Linked DNA regions of Mus musculus: region 2 is linked to region 1. A link is a loop called in an ENCODE intact Hi-C map of the cell type or tissue named here. Cell type or tissue: left cerebral cortex. All regions are shown on one strand. Each heading gives the region's core, and the rest is flanking DNA. Links, peaks and the distances in the headings are about the cores only.

Region 1 (2,914 bases), core at 328-2,827:
GGCTCCGCCCGGCCCTCCGTGGAGGCCCGGCCGCGACCCGGGCCGCGCTCGCTGAGGAGCTCTCCGGTTCTCCCCGCGACCACTTCTCTTAGTCCCGGCGTTCAGCCCAGTCGCTCCCGCCGGCTCCGGGCTCGCCGGCTGGCGGGGAGTGGCCTCAAAATGGACGAAGGCGGTGGCGGTGAGGGCGGCAGCGGTGAGTGATGGAGGTGTGGCCGGCTCTCTGGGCGGCCCTGAGGCCGAGGGTCGCGCTGTTGAGAGCCCAGGCTTGAGACGTGGGGCCGGGTGTCGGGTGGGGTGGCGGCGACCGTGGGGAGGTGCGCGGGGTAAGGCGGGGACTCGGGCTTCGCTGCCCTGGTGAGAGGACATGTCGGAGACCGCGGGGTCGTCGCCCAGCGCGGTCGCGGGTCGCGGGTTCGAGGCCGGGGTCTCCGCAGCACAGCTCCAGGTCGCCTTTCTGAGATGGGGCCACTCTGCGGGGCGACCTTCCCAGCGTCTCATTGCCAAGGGCGTCCACGCCCTCCCTAGCCCAGCTGTTTCGGACGGGCCCCTCTCCTTTTCAGCTCTCCTCAGGTGTCTGGAGCTTGGGAGCTCCTGGATGGGGAGGGGAAAGTTTTCAATTTGGAGGACTCGGAGGGCCCGGAGGGTGGGGTGGATCGGTCGGGGGAGAGGAGGAAGGTTGGAAGTCATGACCACGTCTCTGATTTTTAGATCAGAAGTACTCATTGGGAATGGCTTAAAGGACATGAGGGGCAGGCAGCTCCAGTCCAGGTCTGAGTATGCATTTTTTTATCAAATAGAAAAGAAAAAATGCTACAGAGAAGGGGTCGGGTGTAAAAATAAAAAGGGGGCCAAATAGCACAAATGATAGAATCATTGTCTAGCATGCCCAGGACGCTGAGTTTGATCCCCAACACCACCAAATGGAAAATATAATTAAGAAATTAAAGGGGTCAGGTGGGATTCCTTTAAAGCCGAGGGTGGGATGCGGGAGCCACAGCAGCGAGACTGTTAGACTCCTGGACAGGTGCCTGTGACAGACACCCTTCCAGAGGTGGGCTATCAGTTCTCCGTGTTGCTCAGGCTGTATGTATGTGCCTGACTTTGAGTTCCACCCTGCTGCAAATGAGCCGGTTGCAAATTACTCAACGGAGTACAGATTCCTGTTGTGTCATTTCATGAATTTGGTTTCCCAAAACATCAAGAGTCACCGTTTGTGGAGTGGGACTTTACTTGAAGTAAGCAAAGGGTTAATAATGTACCCGTCATTTTTTACCCAAACACCCCAAGTTGAAGCTGTCTGGACTTTGAGGAACGATCTTCCTTTTTTGCTGACAGAATGATCAGAATCCCATGTAATAAGGGAGTGTTTAGGGGGAAAAAGAAGTCTTAATTACAGGCTGCTGGAGCAGCTGCCTGTAAGAATCAGCAGTATTGAAGACTTCCTCGTGAAGTGGTTAATCAAGGTGCCTTCTAGAATTCCAGAGCTTCTCAGATTTTTTTTTTTCTTCCCTGTGAAAGAGACGAAGTGGCTGGGCTGTAGGAAGTTGGCACTCCTCGTGGCATTTGCCAAGTTCAGTTCTCATAGTAAAAGCCAGGGGTAGCACAGTGGCATCGAGTGGGTGTTTTGTTTATGAAAAGAAAGAACCCAGTTGCAAACCCTCCTACATACCGGCTGCCGGTCTGGAGGCACTGGGTCCCTGAGGATGCCTTGCCTTTCGCCTATAGCACAGTCTGACATTGTCGTTTAGAAAAAAAGACAGTGGCAATTTGACATTGGGATCTAGGAAGCTAGCTGAGCTGGCGATTGCTCTGCAGGTGCTACACAGTCTGTTGAGTCAACACGTGGCTGAGCTGAAGGTAAAAGCAGATACAGTGGGGAAAACTTAGAAACCAGTGTGTTTCAGCAGTTCATAGAATTTAGAAGTATAGTAAAGGTCAATATTAAAGTGTCAAAAAGGCTTAAAGCTATCTCTGGACTATCAATATCTCTGGGTATATCAATATACCAGAGGATGTTAAAATTAAAAAAGATGTTATATTCAATGATACTGTATTCCATGGTAAAAAGTTTAAAAATGAGAAACAGTAACGGCTGTCAGGTAAGATTACTTCAGGGAGACATTACAAGTAATGCGGACAGCTGGAGTTGACTCTTGGGGAGCCACATGGGAACTGACGCCCACAGTTGTCTTCTGACCTCCTTAGGCAAGCAGCAACAAGCTTGTGCACACACACAATCTTAAAAAGTAACCAAGAATAAGCAGTTATTTTGTACATTCTGGTCTAAACAGTGTAAAGACTGCTATCATTATGGATTTTTCTTGAATAATAACACATGCTTTCAAATTTGAAAAAAAAAACCCTCAGCTTATGAAAGATGTGGATATTCTAAACATACAGGGTGATTTAATTCACCTTCCTGGAACATTTGACAATGAAGAGATTTATTGATTTTTTTTTTTCTACTGAAATGCCAGACAGTGTGCTATATGATAGGAAACAGCTTTTTAATTTTTATTGATTTAGCTTATCAAAAAAAATCTTTCCTCCTCACATTATGGAAAGATACTTAGGGATGCTTTTGGCAGTCTTAGAGCTTCGAACCCAGTGAAAATCTCTCACAACTTAAACATGTGAGTTACTGTATACTTACTGTGTGAACTTGGTGGCCTCTGTGTGACCCTTTATCTGTGGAGATTTGAAGTTCACATAGAGTTCTTGTAGTTATCCCATTTCCATTTTCAAAACAGCTGCTTTGCTTAGAGAAAAGATTTTGTTTTGTTCTGTTTTGTTTTTGTTGGCCCTTTGATAAAACTGTTGCAGTTGCAGGCAGTTACAAAGCATAGCATTATTTGGCATATCATTAGAGTATAGGAGAGCCTTTAATCTACATCTGGGACCCCTGTTTCAGCTT
Region 2 (2,914 bases), core at 300-2,799, 88 kb after region 1:
TGGAGGGCCTTACGGCTGTCAGAACTATTGCAAATACTGTGTTCCCTAAATAAAAACATACTGCTAAAACCAAAACTGCCTAAGACTCAATTCTTTAAAACAGACATGGCTATGAGCTTGCGGAGAACAGAGTAAAACTGAGACGGTTGTTTAATTTGCTGCCATTTATATACTATATAAATCTTACATGCCGTATATATACAGTGGGGCAAGTGCTTTTTTAATCTTAAAAAAACAAAGATCAACTTTAGACATCTCTGAACAACACAAACTGTATAAACCATACAGAGTATTCAGATACACACTGTATTAAATACAGTCTTCTCCCCACTCCCGTCTCCTGATGCAGGACCAGTGAATTATAAGTGTCACAGTTTTATAGCATATCCATATTAAAAATAAAATCACAGTATGATTTTTGTCTGTAACTAGAAACTTGAAGGGATCAAGCTGACGACTCAGACTTCAATATCATATTGTCGAGACGAGACACAGTATAAAAAGTGTTAGGTAAAAAAAACATACTGTAGGCTTTACAAATAATGTCTGGATTATACATTCATAATGCAAATACTCATCATAACTGGTAAATTGATTGGAATAGTTCCACAAAGTTCAAAAACAGAACTTGTCTATAAAATACATCTTCAAATCTTGAATACAACTAAAATGTGAACAAATTAGTTTCTATATCAGACATTGCAGAGGAAGCCCTCGAAGGTCTCGCTGAGAGCTTGGGTCTTTAAATAAGTCTTTAATTTAAATAGACGCACTGTCGCTTGTCCTTTTGAAGTCCATGGTTCCCAGCTGGCCGTGCACCAGGTGTCTAGCGTGGAGGAACATTACATGAGATACAAGTAGTCAACCTGAGTCTGTGGTTAAGCAGCATTTGAGATGGTCTATTCCAGGGCATTATTGTCAGTGTGATTTTATGTACACGGTAATTTACAATGTTCAGCAGTGTAGAAAGTATCCGTTTGGAATAAGGGCAATTAAGAAAAGGTAAAAACTGAAAAAAGAAAAGAAAAAAAAGAAAAAAGAAACAGTTGTCCATGGTAAACTCTGTACAGTATGTACTAAAGAAGCACCACGCAGTTCGGACAAAGTTATTCTCTATGTTTATAATTTAAGCTGGGTTGGGGATGGCTTCTGTTCAAAATGTTGAATCTGAAAGATAAGAGGTGCAGCAGGCATTAGACGAACAGAGGTTGGTCTCACACTCTCTGGATGTGTTCCCAAGGCTTTTGAAAGTTCCTGAAATTGCCTCTCTACCTTCCTGAACTGCAGTAGAGAACCCTGGAATGCCAGGGCAGCGCCACCTGCTGGGCCCCAAGCTGCAAATCACTCAGCCCTCAGACACCACGTTCACTGGGCAGAGGAGGAGAGAGGCCCAGAGGCTTTGTCTCCATGACACGGAGGAAGCCTGCGAATTAGCTGAGGCGAGAGCAGCAGCTCATTTTAAAGCCTTTGCTGACTAGACCTGCCCTCCATCACAGAGTTCGGGCTCTGAGTTCCTGTGTCTCAGGGCCACACAACACAACACCAGCATTAGGAACCAGATATACCCTGACCCTTGTTTGGCCTCTCTCTGCTCTCAGATACTTAACTCCATTTCTTAGCACAATTTCCACATCTGGATGCTAGCTAGTGACTGAGTCCTAGAGGCACAGACACGCCAGGACCCTCCCCTTCACCACCCCTGGTTTTCACCAGAAAACCCACCTATATCCACTCAGCACTTCCACAAATGACCAAAACGGGGACAATTGCTTACCGTAATTTTGTTGTTGTAAGGCCAAGGCTGTTTAGTCACCTAGAAGGCAAAGTAAGGAACATCTTTATTATGCGTGTGTTCTGCAGACTTAACGATAATCAGTTCCTACAGCTCATTATCAGCTGCTGAAAAATCACTCGGATAGCAGCATGAGCTGGCAGTGCCACAAAGCACCGGCACAGGACCGTCAAGAGCCACACAAGAGGGACCAGGTCTCAGCCCCAGCACAGAGCTGCACATTCTCGGGTGGGTGACCATCCTTTCAGGCTGAAGCAATGAGCTGAGTCATACAAAGAGCTGGAGGAAGGGCTGGTGTCAGACCCAGAGCAGCGGTGTCTAGCTGCAGATCCAGCTGCAGTGTATGAATGGACTGCCAAGGAGCAGAAGGTTCCACTCGGGGTCACCAAGATGCCCACATCTCTGTAGTGACACACATGTCCTTTATTTGTGACCATGATCTTTGGGTGTCCGAGGCAGAATTGTCAAGCTTTTTATATCAAGGGCCAGGTGATGAGAAACGTCTCAGTGGACAGGCTATGTCCACTGCTACTGAGTGGCACCAGAGCTAACACATAGCACCTGGGCTTCCACAGTGCACTGACCCTGACCCTCCCACCTCGGTGCTCGCTGTGAACACATGCCAGTCTTCTGCACTTTGAACTGTTGAGAGCCATTCCTAACTCCAGGCTAGACTGGCTGCAGGTTGCCAGCCTTTGCACTAGCCCCACCGATGTTCACAGCCTATGCAGTTTCTACAAGCCCAATGCTCCTGTCCAGAGAGAATGAATGTTCACGGAGAGAAAGCAGCCAAGCACACTGGCACTGGACTGTAATCCCAGCACTCAGGATGCTAACATAAAACTCTGAGTGCAGGCTAGCCTGGACTACATAGGAAAGTCAAGGCACAGGGGCTGCTGTATACAGACCTACTCACTTAGAGATCAGCAAGAACCACCCCAGAAACCAGCAGCCTGAAGGATACCAGAGCCCCACACTGCAGCTACACCTCTAGAGATCAATCACACTATTGATTTATGACTTAGGAGCTGGGGTACACTAGTGCATTTAGGGGTTCAGAAGTTAGTACAACACACACAAAGATGTGCACATAAAAACATATATGGGCACAGAATGCTTTAA

Evidence for each region. A loop is a pair of places that touch in the nucleus more often than their neighbours do. Peaks named below come from ENCODE experiments on the same cell type or tissue, not always from the same donor. Only the 100,000 strongest peaks of a DNase experiment are listed, where the experiment ranks them.
Region 2: a loop joins it to region 1, with 2.2 times the contacts of the local background. A loop is called at or near these places in 7 of 42 quality-filtered maps.

What each region holds. Positions count from the first base shown.
Region 1 is chr5:143,622,481-143,625,394 of GRCm38, forward strand. It overlaps Cyth3 (cytohesin 3), which reads left to right. Exons shown (of 13, transcript NM_011182.4): 1 at 1-193. The coding sequence starts at 160. Among named protein-coding and RNA genes, the nearest start is that of Cyth3, 1.5 kb to the left of the region's middle. In left cerebral cortex, for the core only: a CTCF peak has its summit at 1,614; DNase peaks (open chromatin) are centred at 505 and 1,593; H3K4me3 peaks cover 1,699 bases; H3K27ac peaks cover 2,190 bases.
Region 2 is chr5:143,710,176-143,713,089 of GRCm38, forward strand. It overlaps Usp42 (ubiquitin specific peptidase 42), which reads right to left. Exons shown (of 18, transcript NM_029749.2): 17 at 1,775-1,813; 18 at 150-1,167. The coding sequence ends at 1,806. Cyth3 (cytohesin 3) reads left to right here. Exons shown (of 13, transcript NM_011182.4): 13 at 1-75. Among named protein-coding and RNA genes, the nearest start is that of Usp42, 21 kb to the right of the region's middle. In left cerebral cortex, for the core only: a CTCF peak has its summit at 1,330 (motif pointing left); DNase peaks (open chromatin) are centred at 1,326 and 2,042.